Regions from separate parts of the Homo sapiens genome. Here all the other regions are linked to region 2. Evidence: chromatin loops called from intact Hi-C (ENCODE). Cell type or tissue: mammary epithelial cell. All regions are shown on one strand. Each heading gives the region's core, and the rest is flanking DNA. Links, peaks and the distances in the headings are about the cores only.

What was found. Hi-C counts contacts between places; a loop is a spot of excess contacts. Peaks named below come from ENCODE experiments on the same cell type or tissue, not always from the same donor. Only the 100,000 strongest peaks of a DNase experiment are listed, where the experiment ranks them.
Region 1: it touches region 2 in a loop (3-fold over the local background); 2 of 110 quality-filtered maps call a loop at or near these places.
Region 3: a loop joins it to region 2, with 12 times the contacts of the local background. A loop is called at or near these places in 3 of 110 quality-filtered maps.

Annotation. Positions count from the first base shown.
Region 1 is chr1:96,306,851-96,313,938 of GRCh38, forward strand. The region is part of intron 3 of LINC01787 (long intergenic non-protein coding RNA 1787); the gene reads right to left. Among named protein-coding and RNA genes, the nearest start is that of LINC01787, 64 kb to the right of the region's middle. In mammary epithelial cell, for the core only: no CTCF peak of the experiment used is centred there; a DNase peak (open chromatin) is centred at 3,111; H3K27ac peaks cover 638 bases.
Region 2 is chr1:96,412,861-96,419,948 of GRCh38, forward strand. It overlaps the pseudogene UBE2WP1. Among named protein-coding and RNA genes, the nearest start is that of LINC01787, 42 kb to the left of the region's middle. In mammary epithelial cell, for the core only: no CTCF peak of the experiment used is centred there; a DNase peak (open chromatin) is centred at 3,491; H3K27ac peaks cover 1,686 bases.
Region 3 is chr1:96,556,778-96,563,865 of GRCh38, forward strand. No RefSeq gene overlaps it. Among named protein-coding and RNA genes, the nearest start is that of PTBP2, 160 kb to the right of the region's middle. In mammary epithelial cell, for the core only: no CTCF peak of the experiment used is centred there; a DNase peak (open chromatin) is centred at 3,514; H3K4me3 peaks cover 171 bases; H3K27ac peaks cover 1,836 bases.

The DNA of each region.
Region 1 (7,088 bases), core at 721-5,720, 110 kb before region 2:
TATTTGCAGTCCAAAGGCAACCACAAGAATTTAAAATGATTCTTGCTCCTATTCATGTTTCCAAGGAGAGGGACTGCTTCTAGATTAACATTCCTGGTATCTTGTCTCATTTTCTTACTCATTGTTTCTTATGAAATAAAAGTGAAATTACTGACTCTTGTGTCCACATTGAATGATTGGGAAATCTATTAAAAAATGACCAAGGATTTATTTCTATGTTTTCTTCCATCTCCAACCCTGACCGATGTAACTCAGCAATGAGTGTGTCACCTCTTCCATTCCACACGTTCCTTTAGGTGAGTGTCTAGACCACCAAGGACTGAGAGTGCTGCAGGACCATTGAACTACCGCGGGCCCATTACTGCCAATCAAATGTTTACCAATGATAAAGGTGTAAATTTTATCTCATTTTTGGTCAGTTATTTCTCATTGTTTTCAAAACTAGAATACAGGAGAGAAGATGGTTATTCATTGACTCTCTAAAACCCCAAGAATTCTTTTCAAAATGTTTGTGCCTGTTGATGTGGTGACTGACTTCCCACCAAGCCGCCTGACGACCCCACAAAACGTATGATGCACTGATCACAGGGCACTTCAGAAAAGGCAAATGTGTTTTCTGTATTTGCAATCAAGCCAATGTGTATGCATATTTTGATCCTGAGTGAACTTTTTAAAATACTTTATTTTATTTTATTATTTTATAAGTTCCAGGATGCACGTGCAGGATATGCAGGTTTGTTACAGAGGTAAACATGTGCCGCGGTGTTTTGCTGCACCTATCAATAGCTAATGCATGCATTCGCTCTTTATCCTGATGCTCTCCCTCCCCCAAACTCCCATGACAGGCCCCAGTGTGTTGTTCACCTCCCTGTGTCCATGTGTTCTCATTGTTCAGCTCCCACTTTTAAGTGAGAACATGCAGTATTTGGTTTTGTGTGCCTCTGTTAGTTTGCTGAGGATAATGGCTTCCAGCTCCATCCATGTCCCTGCAAAGGACATGATCTTGTTCCATTTTATGAACCTGAGTGAACTTTTTTACTTAAATCAATAATATTCTTCATTCATATCTTTTAATGTACAGCTTATTTTTAAAACTTGAGTCGTCAGAAGTCTCTAATTAAAAAAAAATATATTGCCTCAAGAAACTGCTCAGTATCTCCAAAAATATTCATAATAAAACCCTGAACTGAGTTTTTTTGTATCTTACACATTATATTAAAAGACATTGCCTGACCATCAAGAGGTTTCTCTTTTTTTGTTTTTTGCAATTTCTTTTTTTGAGGTGTTGTCTCGCTCTGTTGCGCAGGTTGGAGTGCAGTGGCACGATCTTGGCTGACTGCAACCTCCGCCTCCCAGGTTCAAGCAATTCTCCTGCCTCAGCCTCCTAAGTAGCTGGAATTACAGGCGCCCGCCACCACAACCGGCTAATTTTTTTGTATTTTTAGTAGAGACAAGGTTTCGCCATATTGGCCAGGCTGGTCTCAAACTCCTGACCTCAGGTGATCCGCCTGCCTCAGCATCCCAAAGTGCTGGGATTACAGGGGTGAGCCACTGCACCCGGACTTTTTGCATTTTAAAGGGTCATTTTTTGTCTATAACACATTTATTCAACCTGACAAGAAAAAGGGGAAGAGAAAAAACACACCACGAGTTCCTCAAAAGCGGTCCACTGCTGAAATGTAGGAATTTCTCCCACCTCTTAAAAACAGTCTTTTCCTCTCACTATACCCTGGGCAATCTCATCTGCTTCATGACTTTGTACTTCATCCCTGTGTTTCTGACTTGTACCATTTGTACATCCTGTCTTGCCCACAACGTTAACATATTTGCTCTATCCTATAATATATAAAACATAATTTCAGAATTGCTACATCCATACCGCTTAGCAAAACAAACCTTGTCATAAAAGTCAGGAATTTCTTTGCATTTTTTTAGTCCTTAGAATATATCCCTCTGAGGCTGTATAGTCAGAATACAGCATTCCAAAATTACCTGGATTAATTCTTTTTTTCTTTTTTGTAGTTTTTTTTAGTGAGCTACAAAGTTCAGTTTATTTGTTTCTGCTTATCTCCAGTTTGAAGTTTCTTTTCTTCATCTTTGTTGATTTAATTTTCTAAAATTTGTTTTAAAAAAAGCATAGTTCACAATGAAAACTATATCAAATATATATGCAAAAAAAATCACACTCACATCTATACCCCTTCCACCTAACTCACAACCCTGTAGGTAATCAATTTTATTACTTTCTAGTTCGTTATTCCTGTATTTGTTTCAGTGAAATTAAACAAGTATAGACATACATATTCTAATTTCCTCTTGCTTCTTAGAAGAAAGGTAGCATATTGTAGGTTTTTCATTTGCATCTTGCTTTTTTCGTATAACAATGCATCCTAGAAATCACTCACATTAAAGAGATTTTTAATGTCAAATTAAATCTCTTTAATGTCATATTAAAGAGATTTTTTTATCATTGCTTGTACTGATTATTTTACTAATTAATATTTGGCAGCTACATAGTACTCCAATGTGTGAATGTGCCAGAGCGTATTTGACTTTCTATATGGTATTTAGGTTGCTTCCAATTTTTACTTGCGAGTAATCTTGTACCAAATTTTTTTTTTTTGTATCTTCAGACTAAAATCCTAGAAGTGGGATTGCTGAGTCATGTGGCAAAGAATATATAATTTCCATATATATTACCAAGTTTACCTTTACTGTGGCTGTACCATTTTGCACCCCCACTAGGAGAGTGCCCATTCCCCCACCTCTGTTGAACAGCCTGTGGCCAATCTTCTGGCCAGTAATTTGACAGTTAAAAATAATACATCAGTGTACTTTTATCATTTTTTCTCTTATTATGAGTAACATTAAGCATTTCTTTTATATATTAAAAAGCTATTTGTGTATCATTTATTATAAACATTTCATGATTTTGTCCATTTTTCTTTTTTGTTATTGTTGTTGTCAGTTTTTAAGAGTTCTATATATATTGTCAGTTCTTCCTTTATGGTTGGTTTCTTTTCTCCTAGCCCTAGTCATAAAGATGGTATCTTATGTAAACCTCTGCTGATACTGTCCAACAGAACTTTCTACAGTGATGGACATGTTCCATATCTTTGTTGCTCAATGCAGTGGCTGCTAGCCACAGGATTGTGGCAAAAGCTAGCTATTGCACAATTGAAATGTGACTAATACAACTAAGGAACTGAATTTTTAATTGTTTTTAATTTTAATTAATTGAAATGTAAATTTAAATACCCATGTGACTAATGGCTACCTTATTGACTAGCGCAGCTTTATATAGATACTTTAATTTTTTTATCTTTTGAATTTAAATCTATATGAGGAATTTATTTATAATTGGGAAGTGGCTGGCAGTTTTATTTTTTTAATATGGACACTAAATTTATCCAGCACCATGTATTGAAAAGATTCTGTTCTGCAGGGTTATGTGTAATAAATCAAGTGACCATGTAGTTTCGTTTCTAAATTGTTCTGATCCACTAATCTGTTTTTCAGTCCTTAATTTCAATAACACTTGTGTAATCTCAGTGGGCTTATAATGTTCATATGTGGTAATATGTTTTGCGACTTTATCATCTTAGAGAGGCTAGTTTGAGTCCTTTAATTTTCCTTGTAATTTCTAGAATAATAATTTTACTTTACACAATTGGGGAATTTTAGTCTATATATCAATGTACAGAGAATTGACATCTTAAAATATTGGATCTTTCAATCTCTAAACATGGTATATCCTTTCCCAGTAATAGCAACATTAACTGTGATCACTTGGTTAAACTGGGGTCTCCCAAGCTTTTCCACTGTAGACTTAACAATTTCTTGATTTTTTTATATTAAATGAAATTTGCATTTCTACAAAATGTTCAACATGGTGGTGATATATTATCCTTTATATACATTGTTGAGTTTGGAATGCTAATATCACTTTAAGATATTTAATCAATGTTCATAACAAAGATTGACCAGTAACATGTTTTTATCAAGTTTTGTATCATGTTATGCTGGCCTTAAAGATTAGTTGAAAATTGTTTTTCCTTTTGCACATTTTGAAAACAAATTACAGATATGATTCTCATTTATTTTATCTAAATTTTTAATTTTGAGGAAAAAAGGTGTTCATGATAGTCATTGAATATCTTTTAATGTTTCTAGGCTCTATCGTTATACCCCTTCTTTTATTACTTAGTATTGGTAATTTGTACCTTTTTGCTCCACTGTCTTGGTTAGTCTTCATATGTATTTATCAAATTTTGGCTTTTGAAATGAACAACTTCTGATTTTGCTGATTTTCTCTATTGTGTGCTTGTTTTCTATTTTATTAAATTTGATTCCTTATTATTTTCTTCATTCCGCCTTATTTAGGTTTAAACTTATGCTCTTTTGCTAACATCTTCAAATGGATACACACAGGTCATCAATTTTCAGGTTTTTATCTTTAAATATATAATTTGCAGGCTATAAAATTTGCAAATATATAATTTATATATTTAATATTTTATATTAATTATATTTAATATAATTATATTTAATATTTTATATATTATATATTATATTTAATATTTTATATTAAAATAAAATTTGCAAATTATATAAAATATATAATTTGCAGGCTATAAAATGGCTGTAACGCCATACCACAAATTTTATATATTCTTTTTTGGTTATATTTTGCTTCAAAATATTTTTTATTATTTTATTGATTCTTTAAAAAATTATGGATTATTTAATTTTCATACTTTAGGGGGTTAACCGTCACTAATTTCAAATTTAATTCCATAGTAGTAAAAAAACACACTTTGTATTATTTCAATTATTTGATATATGTTGAGATTTGCCTCATGTACATATATAGTCCAGGATATAAACATTTTGAGAAATATTGCATGTGTACTCCTGTATATTGTACAGTTGAATGCAGTGCTCTATATGATCGATTAGGCCAATGCTTATTAATCTTACTTTTTGAGTATTCTATATTTTTACTGATTTTTTTACGTGCCTTATCCTACGACTTTTTGTGAATTTTGTGTTAAAAATCTTTCACCGTATTTGCGTACTTATTTATTCATTAATTTTTTTCAGTTTTGATTTCTAAGGTATGTAATTAGCTGCATAAAAATTTTAAATTTTAAATTGATCTTTTTATCATTACAAAATGTCCCGTCTTTACCTCTAATATACTTCCTGTCTTAAAGTCTACTATTTCTTATCTTAGCATAACTACATGTTTATTTTGATTATCCTTTGAATGTTATACCTTTTTTCTTTTATTTGACTTTACAATTTTTGTGTAGTTATTTAAGTTTTTATCTCTTTTAAAAACCACTGTATATAATTGGCAGTGGTTTTTATTCTGAAAATCTTGACTATTAATTGGATAATTTAATAGAAATTTAATAACTATTATTAATTTAAGTAATTACTGATACATTTGGATTTAAATCAACCATCTTAATGCTTTATTTTATTTCTTCCACTTGGTCTAGACTTCTCTCCTTTTCGTTTTTTGGGTTTATCGAGTATTTTTTTGTTATCATATTTTCTCTATTAAGTTTTAAGTTATATTAATTCACTTTTAAAATTTTTTTTATTTGTCCTTTTGGTGGCTCTCCTGTAGATCTCTCACTTCTAAATCTCATATAAATTAGCATCCCTAGGTAAGGCAAGGATGTTACAACACTTCAGTTACCCCTTTTCCATTTGTTATTTTGTCATGTGTTTTGATTAAATGTCACAATACATTATTATTATTGTTGTCGTTTTATATATATTTTGTTTTTGTTTATAAGGAAATCTCTCTACTCTCATTTTTGAAGAATATTTACTCTGAGAATTCTACTATAACAACTATTTTTTTTCAGCATTTTAAAGATGCCATGTCAGTCTTTTCTAACTGCTATTGTCTTTGTTGAGAAGCAAGTTAATAATTATAAAATTGTTTCTTTGAAAGTAATTTATCTTTTTCTTAGATGTTTCTAAGATTTTGCTCTTTGTCATTAGTTTTCATTAACTTTACCATAATGTGCCTGAAAATGATTTCTTTGTTCTCATTCTGATTGGGCTTTATAGTGTTTCTTGAATATGTGGCTTAATGTCTTTAATCAGTTTTGGGTAATTTTTGCCCTTTATTCGGTCTCTTTTGCAGTCCTGAGAGTCTGTCACATATATGTATTTTCTATGTATTATACAAGTCATATTATCCTTTTTGTGTTTGCCATCCTATTTTGTATTTTTTTTTTACTAACATCTTTCAAAATCACTAATCCTCTGTCTTGCAACTCTCTGATAGCCAGTTAGTGTAAAAGTCAGTCACTTTAATACAATTAGATATTAAGCTATTTATAACTGGTTTTAGGCCTGGTCTTCTAATTTGCTATTATTTCTAGTATATGCTATTTTAGGAGAGTTAGAGAAATACCTAGAAAGTTTATTGTGGTTTTCCCCCTTGCTGGGCTTTGAACTTCATTTAAAAATCTCCAAACAGCACTGAAATTCTCTGCCTCTTAGCATCCATCTGCCTTCTTTTAGCTTCTGAGCCTTTCTACCCACATTGCATATGCACTAACTAATGACTCAAAGGGAAAAGCTGCCAAGAAAAATACTCTTAGCAAATTTTCCTTCTCTTTGGAATCCTGGGTCTCCAAGTTTGGTTGCCTTGATTACTTTCTGGTGGGTTCAAACAGGTTTAATTTTTATCTAGCTTTTATTTTTGCTCTCATTGAGAAGGTGGTCTGCTACGATCTATTTCTTTTTAGCTGGGAATATAAAGTTCAAGATACTTTTTATAATCCTATGTTAATAATAACTCCTCCATAAAGCTTTTTTTCTTATTCTTTCATCAGAAAAAATCACTATCTCAACTAAATTCTTATGAATGTAGTGATTAAGAGCACAGAATATGGAGCTTTTAGAATCAACCTTCACCATGGCTTTAGACAAGTTACCTAACTTCCTTTTGCCTCAGTTTTCTTATAAGATTGAGATAATATTTGTACTTATGTCACAGTACTGATATAAAGATTAAATGAGATAATGGATATAAATCACATAAGCATTCCATAAGGGTT
Region 2 (7,088 bases), core at 1,180-6,179:
GTGTACATAACAGTGTATAGTGTACCATCATTTTTTAAATAAAAGGATATAGATACATATACTATGCATGATGTGTATAAATATATAAATATATATACACATCTCATATATTATATACATGTTATTTATCCCATGGCATCCAGTGAGACTTCTCTAATCACATTCTTGTTTTTTTTATTTCTGAGAATTTCACTAGAAGCCCAGGCTCTCCTGCTTCAATTAGCACCTTCCCGGTGTTTCTATAGTTTTAGGTGATTTTTCAAGCCTTTGCTTAGTGGCTTTCATCAGGAGACATCTGCTAAGCCTTAGCTTCAGGGAATGAAATACTTTGCCATACTGAGAAGTGTCCCTTCCAACAACTCAGGGGCTAGAATCAATGCAAGAAAACTCTCTCACGTCGCTCTTCAAAACCTGAAGAAATCCTTCAGGGCGATAACACAGGCATCAGTAGGTGCTGAGGGGTGTTTGGCTGTTTACCCTCAAAGTTGCGATCTCCACTTGACTTACTCATTATTATGGGTCCTAGAGAAGTTGAGGGGGGTGTGGCTAGAGTCGCCTCAGGTGTCTGAAGGGCAAATATATGCTATCACCTGCTTTTGCTGAAAATGTAAAGATTATGTTATCTTCTGTGGCTAGACTCATATTTCACTCTCACAATCATCTAGTGATGGGAGAGGCATGGGAAATACGGCTCGCATAAAGCCTTGGAGGGAGGCTGCCAAATGTGTGGGAAGGGGCAGTTGAAAGCACAAAGATCTTGGAGAGGGCACGAAGTTAGGGTAAAACTTGTTCATGCCACTCACTCATGCTGTGGCTGTATTTGTACCTAGAGTTGAAACAGCTCCAGAATTTCTTATTCGGAAGGGCTTCACAGCAGCTATCTGCAGAAAGTGGATGGAGAGATGGACTTGAGCTAAAACCGCAGTGGATAACAAGCCTAATGTTTTCACTTGTTTTTATGTTTATTTTTTTACTTATGTTAAATGACTTGATATATTATCCTAGAAGCACACAATTGTTATTAAGATTGGGTATTTATTTGGGGGTATAAGGCACCTGAGAGATTGTAGGAAAGATAAAAACCGTTACCCAGCCACACTGGCATATCCACTAGGCAGTATGGCTTGCAGAAGCATAGATCAGAGCAGAGCTGGCAGCAAGAGCTGCCACTTCTGAGGCAGCTGCCAGGTCACTGCACCTGCCAGGTGCAGGTAACTTGTTCTTCAAATGGAAATTTTCATCCTCAAGTGTAGAGTCGCCATAATGTCCCTTGATGTCATATCTAGAACAATACAGTTGAACCCTCAAAAGAGAGCAGAAAAAACAGATGGAGTGACCACATTTCCTGAAGTTGCTTCAACTAGATGAAGTGTATCTGTGATTACAGCTCTCACAGTGTCCACATACACCAAAAAATTATTTTCTATATAATTCTCAGCTTTAATTAGCTTTAATGCAGCATACTAATTTACATATCAAATTTATATATCAGCTGTTTTTACTTCTCCTATTTAGCAGATTATAATTCACTACATCAGAGATCAGCAGCTACTTCCCATCAGTTGATTGGCTCATGTTCAAAAATAGCTGATGTCATAATCCCTAAAATGAAAAGGAAGACTGTCAGTGTCTTAGGCTGGATTCCCCAAAAGCAGATCTAGCGATAAGGATCTGAGCACAAGTAGTTCATTTGGGTGGTAATCTTAGGAAGCCCCAGTAGAGAAACAGGGAACTAAAACGTAGAAGGGAAGGGAGACCATGACATGTGCATTATAGCTGGCTGCAGTTGAGGCTCAGCCCCACTAGGCACTGCGAGAGACAACGTAGAGCATGCCTCAGAGTTATCCACTGCTGAGGGACAAGGAGGCTGCGTTTTTAATCCCCTAACCCTCATCTGTCATGGGCTACAGCCTGCCCTCAGTGGCACTTCAGACCTGTCAAGATAAAACGCCTAGGAGGAGCATAGCAGTATCTTGCAGTAGACACCATTGATGTGTAATGGAACAGTGGGAGTTGAAAGAATATGGGCAGGCCACAACAGCATCTGCCATAGTAAGTGTCTCAGAATGGTCCAGCTGTTGTCAGCCCAATAACCCCAGAAGTGCAGCCTAGAGGAGAGCGGGTTAAGCAGCATTTAAAACTTCTGGGCCGCAGTTGCTGCTTCCCCTTAATCTGACCAGATAGCTATTTCTATAAAATTCCTGTATAACCTCTTGATGCTAAAGATTAAAAAAAGAAAAAAAAAACTAAAAACAAGATGTTAATTGGCTTCAACTATGTGTGTCCAATCTCATTTTTCTCACTGACAGTTTGGGGTGGGATGGGGCACACGTTATACCTGGGTACCTGAGAATGGGCTCTAGGGGGGAAGCAGGCCAATGGGAAATCCTCATCCAAAAATGGAGCTTAGAGTTCACAAGCCCAAGCCAGAAGGGTACACATGCCTTAAAGCCCAACTGTACACAAAATCAAAAGCTAAGGAGGTCAGTTAAGAAGTAAGGGCTGGGCGCAGTGGCTCACCCCTGTAATCCCAGCACTTTGGGAGGCCAAGGTGGGCGGATCACGAGGTCAGGAGATCCAGACCATCCTGGCTAACATGGTGAAACCCCATCTCTACTAAAAATACAAAAAATTAGCCAGGCATGGTGGTAGGCACCTGTAGTCCCAGCTACTCTGGAGGCTGAGGCAGGAGAATGGCCTGAACCCAGGAGGTGGAGCTTGCAGTGAGCCGAGATCGCACCACTGCACTCCAGCCTGGGCAACAGAGCGAAACTCTGTCTCAAAAAAAAAAAAAATAGAAGAAGAAGAAGAAGTAAGGTCATGGCCGGGCGCGGTGGCTCACAGCTGTAATCCCAGCACTTTGGGAGGCCAGGGCGGGCGGGTCACGTGGTCAGCAGTTCAAGACCAGCCTGACCAACATGGTGAAACCCTGTCTCTACTAAAAATAGAAAAATTAGCTGGGCTTAGTGGCGGGTGCCCGTAATCCCAGCTACTCGGGAGGCTGAGGCAGAAGAGTCGCTTGAACCCAGGAGGCGGAGGCTACAGTGAGCTGAGATCTTGCCATTGCACTCTAGCCTGGGTGACAAGAGCAAGACTCCGGGAAAAAAAAAAAAAGAAAAAAAGAAAAAAAAGAAGTAAGGTCACCAAAGCCAATAGGCCTAAAGGCAGACCTAAAACTAGCTGCCTCAATCAAAGTAAAGTTAGATGCCACAACAAATAAACCCCTAATTCTCAGTGGTGTAACGTGAGAACTATTTCTCCTTCATGTAAAATCCACTACTCTTCCCACATATGACTCATGTTCCTTCTGTCTGTGGCTTCATCACTTACAAGTGGCTTGGATCTGCTGGATCCTCTAATTCTGGCTGACAGATCGGAAAAATAGAGGGTGAAAGACTAAGTGTGAAAGTATTACATGACAGGTCTGGAAATGGCACGCATTTCTTTGGCCTGGAAACCACTGGCAACAACTTAGTCACACTTCCCTCACGTAAATGCAGGGGGACTGGGAAACATAGATCCTGATTTAGAAGGAACTTCCTAGGAAAATCTCTGTACTGCGGAAGGGGAGCATGCTCTGGTAGAGAGTTAGTCATCTCTACCGCACAAGCCAAATCTAAACAGCTCAATAAGACAGGCATTACTGGAAGTGGAGCTCAGCAAGCTTGGACAAAATAAACCATGTGCCAATTCTTAAGCCAGCCAGAGACCAGATGCCTCTGGCATAGACATCCCTGCCAGTTAGGGCAAGATCCAGTTGATTAAGATACCGGAGTGGAATGAGCAATATGGGAAAACTGATCAATCAGAGAAAAAAAATCCCAGCATGAAAGCCACGATTTTTCCCCCTCCATTCCTCTCATCCAGAGATGGGCTGCCTGGCACAAAATTCAATCCGAATTTGAATTCTACTTAATATCAGCAATAGAATTTTTCATTGGCCTTGTTCTGCATTCAGTGATAAAAGCAGCACACAATTATTTTCGATTGGACCAATGAGATTGTGCTGAGAAGTCTCTGAAGACTGTCTGCTGAGTGCCAGTTGTTAATGAATCCCATTTGTCTTTCTTGATTAAGTCTGCTATTACCCCCGTTTAGTCCTGTCACCAACCCTTTAGCAAGAATTTTCATATCACTGTTTAGATGAGAAATTAGCCTATAAGAGCAGCACTCATCAATCAGGAGACAGTTTATTTAATACAGTTTACAGTTTATGAGTTCAAAAACTGTAGCCTCATACATTAGAAATGGATCCCTGTCCTAGACAGACAATCAGGGGGTTCAGTTCACTTGACAGGCATGGAGAAATGACTTTGAATGTGAGATATGCACTTAGAGAAGGGCTGCAGTATCACACGCCTGCAGCAGAGTATCAGGAGGCTTTCACTTCTGATTAGGAAATCCCCTTTGGTTTAAGCAAGTGCTTCATTTTAATACTTAACCATGCCTCCCTACAACACTGTGACCAGAAAATTCAAAATGAAATTTTAGAATAGAATCACTTCTTTGTGATACCAAATCTTTATTCTGGATTGCTATATCATTAAAACAGTTCGTGAAGAATATTTATCTGCTTCTTGAAATCATAAAGAGCAAGATATCCATGAAAATCTTCCTTTTGCAAAGAGTAGTGAGTGGCATTTCCTTTCAGTCACCAAAAGTAAAAAATTGCAGGAAAAAAGCCCCAGATCTTTGGCATTAACTGTATAGCTACATGACCATACAAAATGGATGATTTTGGCCCCCAGGAGAATTTTAGGAAGCCCAAATTGGCAGAATTTGTTGGTTATTTGATTGTATCAAAGACTGTGGCTGTTTTAAGTATTCTATTTCACATTATAAAGTATTGAACAAGCTAGATTTATGGAATTGCTTTCCATAATATTATTTCATTTGGGGCTATCATTTTAAATTCATTTTACCTATGACTCACTTTATTTTCCAAATCAATACTTTACCAACACAGTGTCATTTGTATATATGGTTAAGCTTAGAGAGGCCATAATTAGCAGACATTTACTAGTCACCCTCAACTCTGGCCCCCAGTTGGCCTTAAATCATAAATATTTTTTCTCAACTTTTTCATTTCAGAGGGTACATGTACATGTTTGCTACATGGATAAATTGCATGTCACTGAAGTTTGTAATACAAATGATCCCGTCACCCAGGTAGCGAGCATAGTACCTGATAGGTGGTTTTTTGATCCTTGCTCCTCTCTCTGCCTTCCCCGCTAGAAGGCTCCAGCATTGTTTCCATCTTTATGTCCGTGTGTATTCACTGTTGATCTCCCGCTTATAAGGGAGAACATGCAGCATTTGGTTTTCTATTCCTGCATTAAATTTTAAATCTAAGGCCGGGCACTGTAATCCCAGCACTTTGGGAGGCCGAGGTGGGCGGATCACGAGGTTAGGAGTTCGAGAACAGCCTGGCCAACATGGTGAAACCTTGTCTCTACTAAAGATACAAAAAATTAGCCGGGCGTGGTGGTGTGTGCCTGTAGTCCCAGCTACTCGGGAGGCTGAGGCAGGAGAATCGTTTGAACCTGGGAGGCAGAGGTTGCAATGAATCATGCCATTGCACTCCAGCCTAGGCAACAGGGTGAGACTCCGTCTCAAAAAAAAAGGCAGTATAATTTTCTTTTCAGACCAATATCTTTTATTTCTAGACTGAGGTATGTTACGCCAAAGTGTTGCGTTTCTGTTGTTGGTGAAGAATTATTTCAGTCTCAATGACTACAGAAATAATTGTTGGCTTTGCAAAATGACCCACCTCCTGGGATGACTTTAAATGAAAAGACTGTTCAAAATTCAATTACACAGTCATGTTTACCAGTGAAAATATTCCTGTTCATCCTCATGATTATAGCAATGGTCATACCTGTTTATCCATTCTAACAGAAGACTGGTTCCCAGCGCTCTCCGTCCAATCAGTTTGTCTTAGCATTATTAGCATGCTTTCCAGCTGCAAAGAAAAGAGACGACCACCAGATAATTCTTTTTATGTGCGAACACGTAACAAGAATCCAAAGAAAACAAAATGGTGGTATCATGAAGACGCTTGTTGATGCCACTGTTATGATCCTCCTACAGAAGATAGTCCTATTGAGAAAATGAGCACTTTGATCATTCAGTCTTTGACTGGAAGTGACCTATAGGCAATGAAGACTACATCCTTTTACTGCATTTTTACTTGTGTGCATTCTGGGCACATTTTGATCGCTGATTCAGTCCAGGCAACTGACATGCTTTTATTAGTCATACAGTATTAATCCAGGTGTCAGGGAATGTCAAATATAATTCCATTTTTATTTTTATTTTTTAAGCTTTTGGAAAAGCTCCAGGTCCTCACGTATTGTGCAATAACAATGACTTCCTTGGCGGTTTTGGTACGTTTATTGCCGGCAATGGACGTTGTAACAGGAACAATTTTCATTAACTCCTGCCACTCAAGGATTAATGCATGATAGGGCCTATGAAATGAACTTATCAGTTACAGTGGGAATATAAATAAAGTGAGGGATCCAACATTACTCTAAAAGCCTCCCCAACTGTTTATATTTGGATTCTGTGCACTGTGATCCTAAGGTTAACAGCATGAATAATCATGCATCTTTAAAGGACTGTAATGAAAGATCACTGCTTATTTATTTAATAGTTTATATCTGCTGTCAAGTTGACATGGAAGATTTTCAAGTAACACTGGCAGAGAGGTACACTATGTTATCCCTATGGTGAAAATAAATTCATTTGTTGTATATAGTTCCTCAATCTCTGAAGTAAAGGTATGAGTAATATAGGGTATGAATGGTTTAATCAAGGCTTTATTTTGGAAGTAAGAAAAATGGCAGTGATGATAAATTAGTGCAGTCCATAATTTGGCCTTGTTATTTGTACATTAAAGATTTTTTTCCAAGTAGGTTACACTTTGTTAACTTCCTGCTAGCCGTCAGCATGAGCCCTACTGCCTAAACACTATTTCATTTATTTATGTTTGGAAAATGCATAAACATTTTTGTTTGCAATCTTGTTTCTTTTGTTATAAGTCAAGTTTGAATGTTAAAATACTTTTATTGAAAAACTTTTGTTAA
Region 3 (7,088 bases), core at 799-5,798, 140 kb after region 2:
CAATAAGTCTTTATGTAAGAAAGTATTGAATGAGTGATACCTTTTAATGAGCTATACTCTTCTAGCTAGGTAATGTTTTTATTATCCCATGAGATCACCAAAATAGATTTTTATTCTGACATAAAATTAATTTGCTGAAATTAATTGGAGGGGGGTAAGAAGACAATTTTCTCTGCTAGTCTTCAGTTGCTTCCATTTATTTATAACTAACACAATTTTCTAGTCCTTTGATGGTAGACAGATAAATACTTAGGCAAATTAAAGCAAAAATCTAGGTTAACAACAGTGCCTCAGAGAAGGGAATTCTCTGCTAATGTAATTTTCCCACCTAGTGAGGGTTAACAGAAGATTCTTTCTGTTTTGATACTTATTGTTGAAAATGTGTATGAAATAAAAGAATTCATTTTCCTTTAGAAGATGTAGTCTTTGAACAACCAGCAAATTTGAGATAGATGAATTTTTCTACAATAACTCTGAATACCACTCCACTCTGTTCAGTCCAGACAATCCCTAAGTCCAGACAATACCTAATACCATATTCAGGTAGAGGAAAATCTCCAGGTAACTCTCCTAAATTATGGCTACACCAAATTCTGATCGTTCCCAATACGGCAAATGCATAGGACTCCACCCCCAACTTCACGTGTGATTCCAGAAACAAATGAATATTCTTTCACAACACCTCCTATAAGAAAGACACTGACTCAACCCCAGCTATTTGTAGAGCAACTTAAGGGAACACATGCCCTTTCTCTGTTTCATGCCATGATCAGAGGAAAACCAATATGCAAACCATCAGTGAAATCTCTAATGATGCAGAGCCACAGTTGAAGGAATCCTGGACCGATGTCTGAGAAATATCTCCAGAATGCTGCGTTTTCTTTCTTCTCAGTCACATTCCTTGAAAACAAGGAAACCAACCAGTCACTTTCTTGGTTGAGGAATCAGCTTATTATCTTTCCTTTATTTATTTATTTCTTTAAAGTTATACCACTTGGGATTTATTTGACTTCTCAGATCTGTGAATTGTATCTTTCACCACTTCTGAACAATGTTAATTATTATTTTCTTTAAATATGACCTCTGCTACCCTTTCTTTCTCTTCTTGTGCTCCATTCTCCATTATTGTTTATCTCTCTCTTTTCTATTTTCTGTCTTTTTATATTTCCTGAATGCATTCTGAATAATTTCTTTTGACCTTCCTTCTAGCTTATTCATTTTCTCTTTAGCTGATTTAAACTGCTGTCAAGCCAATCCATTGAGCTCTTTTATTTACGATAGTGTTATTCCAAGTGTGGTCTTCAGGCCAGCAGCACTAGTATCATCTGAGAGCTTGTTAGAAATGAAAATTCTTAGAACTGACCTCAGAACAACTAAACAGGAGTAGGGCCCATAGGAATCTATGTTTTGACAAGCTATCCAGTTAATTTTTATGCATGCTAATCTAGAAGAAGCAATGATTTACAGTATTATATTTCTAAATTTATAAATTGAATTTGATTCTTTTTAAGATATGCTTTGTAATCTCTTGTTTTCTGTTTTCTAGAATATCTTTGTCTTCTTTAGGCATATTTGTTTTCTGTTTCAATATTTGAAATCTTAGAGGACCTGTTTCTGCTTTATCTAATTTCTGAATATCTCATGCATGATGACATGTTTCCTTTTGTACTTAATGGTTTTTTTTTTTTTTCAATTGAAAAATGCTAAAGCTACTGGTGGATATACTTTGAAGTCTGGGCTGAAAGCGCATTCTCCTCCGGAGATAATCTGCATTTTCTTATGCCAAGTGTGTAGAGATACTTCATGTTTGCAAGTGTTTTGGACCGCTCATGTGGGCTACCAATCCATTTGAGGGCTGGCTAGTGGTTAAAACTTCTCAGAGGCAATTTGTTTTCCCCCTTCATCTGATTAGCTTGATAATGAATGTCCACTCAGTCTCCAATGGCAGGATGAAAAGGAGATATTCCTTCTGATTGCACTGAGGATGTTGCTCCCGGACTTTTTTTATGGGGAGATTGTCTCTTTTTAGGCTTCCTGCCTGTATGAGCCTGAGGCTTAGTCAGCCATTGCCCAGGCCCAGGAGGCAACACAGTTCAAAGCTGAATGTCATCAACTTTAGCAAATGACCTCAAGATAAAAGTGGCATCAATGTTTAAATAACTTTTATTTAGACTTTATTCTAATGAATTATTACTATTTTGTCAGCAATTTCATGCATTTAAGATTTTATGTGTTTTATATACATATATGAATTGTCCATATATTATTCATATATATACATGTATATAAAAGATACACACACACACACACACACACACAGTGGCGTGCTAGAGCTGGCTTATGCTGGATCCTGAGATTGAATTGTTAACATTTCTATCCAAATGTGCATTCAGTGATGTCATCTTTGAACCTTAAAATCAGCTATAGAGAGAGAATTTACACCATAATATTCAACAGCAACAACAACAAATTAAGGCTTTTTTGTTTCTAGAAATCTGATTAAGCGTTTGACCCAAACAGCAATACACATATACAGTCCCATGTTTTCACTTGCATTCTTCAGGAGGATTAGTCTGGCTACCTAATAAATGAAACTCTTTTCTCTCTCTTCTCTCTATTGCAGATTTTGCTTTCCCTAGGGATTCATTGTTTATACTCAAGACACATGCCGATTTGCTTTCGCTTTTTTTTGTTCTTCATACAACCGTGAATAAATGTTCCAAATAATTTAACTTCAGATCAAGACTATCCTTTTGGTGCTCCAATAATTTAACTATAGACCTCAGAAATACCCTGCAAAGTTGTTATTGTTATTTCTCTATTTTATAGATGAAGAAACTGAAGCCCAGAAAGATTATGTAACTTGATGAAGTTTACATACCTAGAAAGGGCTAGAACTGAGCTCCAAATGCAGATCTATCTAATTCTAAAGCCATGCTGCCTCAACTGACTGTATCTTTTCAATTAGTCAAATGGAGTGGTCTCCCAAAATTATTTCCTTCCTTAGTCATCCTTTCCTCCTTTGTAGTCTTTATAATAGCTACCATTTCTTTCCTTCAGTTATAAAAGGATCAGTTCTCAAAATATGTTCATGCAAAATAAAAGGGAAGTGGGGAACTGAACCTTCTTTTTCTGGTGATAAAATATTTCTGGATACTAAGTTATAAAGTAGCTTGATAATTGTTGTGAAATCAGGAATACATTCATTGATCTTTGTCTCTGTTTCTGGCACCAGGTTCCTAAAACTCATGGAATTTCCTAAGTGGTAAGAGAGTCTTTTGTTATTCATAAGGAGTCTCTTTCAATCACACCTAAGTTTATGCTAATGAGGTGACTTAGGGCGGGAATCCTAGGTAGCATCAAGGTGGTGCTAGCCACTAGAAAGACCAAACCATTAGAGAGAAGTGAAACTGCTCCTATAAACTTTACAGAATTAATCAGGGAAGAAGGGAGGGAGAGAAAGAAAACAAACCAAGCTTGCAGCACACTAAGCATTAATCACTAGGCCAGCTGGCTCACTGACCTGCTTCCTCATGGTTGTTTGGTGACTGTTTCATCAGAATCATGTAGACCCTGTCACAGGATCATAGTTCCCCTTGACTGCTCTATTATAACAACCTGAACATTGTGAAACTTTAAGTTTTGCCTTTGCAATATTTTTTCAATCCTGCATACCAGTGAAACTACTGATGCCCGCTGGTCTGAAGAATTCCCCAAGAAGCTGACTCACGAAAAAACGCATTTTCTACATCCAGATGATTTCATCCCCCTTACCTAACTAATCAACAACTCCAATTTTCTAGCCCCTCACCCACCATGGTCCTCTTAAAAGTCCTGGCCCAGAACTCCTCAGGGGGACAGATTTCAGGGTCTCCTCCCATCTCCTCACTCAGCACCATGCAATTATTAAATCCTTTCTCTGCTGCAAAGCCTGCTATCTCAGTGTAATTGGTCTGTTACTGCAGGGGTCATACAAACCTATGGATCCTATAACAATAGGAATTTTCAGACCTACACCTGACCTCCAGGGAAAGGAGGGGCTGAAGATTGAGTGCTATAAAAGCTCTTAAACAAGAAGGTTAGGAGAGCTTCCAGGTTGGTGAACATACTAAGGTGCCCAGAAAGGTCATGAAATCTCTGTACCACTTCTCCTGTCATATTTTGCCTTCTGCCTCACTTTCATTTGGCTGTTCTTGAGTTATATCCTTTATAATAAGCCAGAAAATGTGGATAAAGTATTTTTTCTAGGTTCTGTGACCCATTCTAATAATTATCAAACATGAGGAGAAGGTCATTGGAACCGCCAATTTATAGTCAGTCAATAAGAAGTGCAGGTGGTTCAAGACTTGCAGCTGGCATCTCTAGTAGGGTGGTCTTGTAAGACTGAGCTGCTTCAATTTGTGGGATCTGGAGCTAGCTCTAGGTAGATAGTAACAGAATTGAATTGAATTATTAGACACCCAGTTGATGTTTAAAATATTAGAAGACTAGTTGTTGGTGTCAACAAGCGTCCTAGAATTTTGAATGCTGTATTCTTTTTTTTTCCTTTATCTTTCTTTTTTTTTTTTTTTTTTCTGAGATGGGGTTTCACTCAGTTACCAAAGCTGGAGTGCAGAGGCATGATCATAGCTCACTATTACCTCAAACTCCAGGGCTCAAGGGATCCTCCCACCTCAGCCTCCCAAGTAGACACTACCATGTCTGACTAATTTTTTTTTTTTTTGAAGCAGAGTCTCACTCTGTCGCCCAGGCTGGAGTGCACTGGTGTGATCTCCACTCACTGCAACCTCCGCCTCTCAGGTTCAAGCGATTCTCCTGCCTCAGCCTCCCGAGTAGCTGGGATTACAGGTGCGTGCCACCATGCCTGGCTAATTTTTGTATTTTTAGTAGAGACAGGGTTTCACCATGTTGGTCAGGCTGATCTCAATCTCCTGACCTCGTGATCCACCCACCTTGGCCTCCCAAAGTGCTGGGATTACAGGCATGAGCCACCATGCCCGGCCTGGATGCCGTATTCTTAATGAAGGACTTACCATCAAATAATATGTAAATATGGATAATAATCTTTCTTAAAAGCAAATGTATCAACATAAGAGTTCATAAAAACTTAAAATACTAAAATATTATAAATCTGCAGCATAAATTATTATTGAAGAGACAGCATTATTTAATAAAGCAAATTAACATCTCGTAAAATATCCAATCTTTCTGTTTCATGAATTTAACCTGAAACTAATATTCTGCCATGTAAACATTATTAAACTTTCAGTCTTTGCCTTCTAGGACTTTAGAAGAACTTCAGCTATTGGTAGTATTGGGGCTTAAAAAATGATACATCAAAATATGGTGTCTTGGATGCTGAATGCTTTGAATTAAGGGAAATTAAAAGACCTCAGAAATAAGCCTCAGAACCAAGGTCTTTCTCTGATCTTCCTCCCAAGCCCTGCACCTGTCTCTCTGATCCTCTTTCTTTTCTGATGCACCAGGAAGGACTCTCTCTGGAATTCCCTTATATCACTAGGAAAACCTTTTTCCAAAAGAAATGCAATTGTCTTAAGACCCCCTCCCTAGGAATCTCATCAAATAAACAGGAAAATTTTAACACCAGAAAAGAGAAGACACTGAGAGTCTTCACTGTGCTCAGACACACTTTTTATGTGTTCTTCTGAGACAGCTCAAAAAGATTACCTGGAAAACTTTATCTGCATAATAAGACAACCTTTGTTCACAGTGAAGTTTCACTCCTCACCTTCCCACCACTTCCCCCAAAGCTCAGAGGAACTTTGTCCCAGGCCACTGTTCTTTAAGCTCATTCATTTCCCGGCAAAATTATTTACTTCTACACTTCGATCTCCCCTTGCCCTATAAAGAAGTGCATATAAGCATCTGAACATCATTGGATTAAGGAGTAATCATACTCTTGTGATTCCCTTGTGCTTATGCACATAAAATAAATTCATATGCCTTTTTCTCCTATTAATTTGTCTATTATCAGTCATTTCTGTGAACAATCAGAGAGGTGAAAATGGAGGCTTGGTTTTCGCCCCCACTGTAGAAGTCTCTGAGTCCATCATAGATTAGATAAGTGTGGTAATAGGATAACTCAAAGAATCTGAACGTTGCTTTTACTTAAACATTTATTTTAATCATTGGTACTATAACCCTATAGCTTCTTTTTATTATCAATGCAGAGCATGTCAGATCTGTCCCGTTCTTTTGTGAGCTTCACATGCAAAGTAGTATTATTATCCTGATGCTATTAAAAATATATACTCTGAGTTTCAAACAATCAACTGAGAGATGAGCTTTGGAACATACCAATATTGAGCTGCCAATATTGAGATAAAGAAGGAAGAAGCAGTTTATCCAAATGCATACTGAAATCACTCGTGTATGAGTGTCTTGGCTTGAAAATTATCCCCACCTGTTTTTTTAAAGATAATAGACTCTGGTTAACAGGAATTACTGCTGAACTGAAATTTTACTATACTTTGAAATACTGCAACTGGAGCTAATATTTTTAAAAACTATGCTAAGATCACACATTTTTTCTCTCCTTAGACTCTTAAAGGATATTATTTCCCTACCCATGTTTTAATATTTGACCTTTGCTAGGTGATAAATCAATCTAACGATCTTGGGACTGTCAATTGAGTCTGGACTTGCATTTACTTGAATACTCTTCAAATCTCTTTTTAGTTTATAAGTATTTCTGCTAAGAATAAAACATCCTTTTGGTTCTTTAATTGAAGTTTTTACCTGGATTCACATTTTTTTTTTCAAAATTTTGTTTAACTTCTATCATCTTTGGAATTCAAGAGAATTATTTGTATCTCTACTAATCTACTTAATTTGTGAATTTGCTACATTTAAAAAGATAAATTGGGGGCCGGGGGGGTGGGTGGCTCACACCTGTAATCCCAGCACTTTGGGAGGCCGAGGCGGGCGGATCACCAGAGGTCGGGAGTTCGAGACCAGCCTGACCAACCCTGTCTCTACTAAAAATACAAAATTAGCCGGGCGTGGTGGTGCATGCCTGTAGTCTCAGCTACTCAGGAGGCTGAGGCAGGAGAATCGCTTGAACCTGG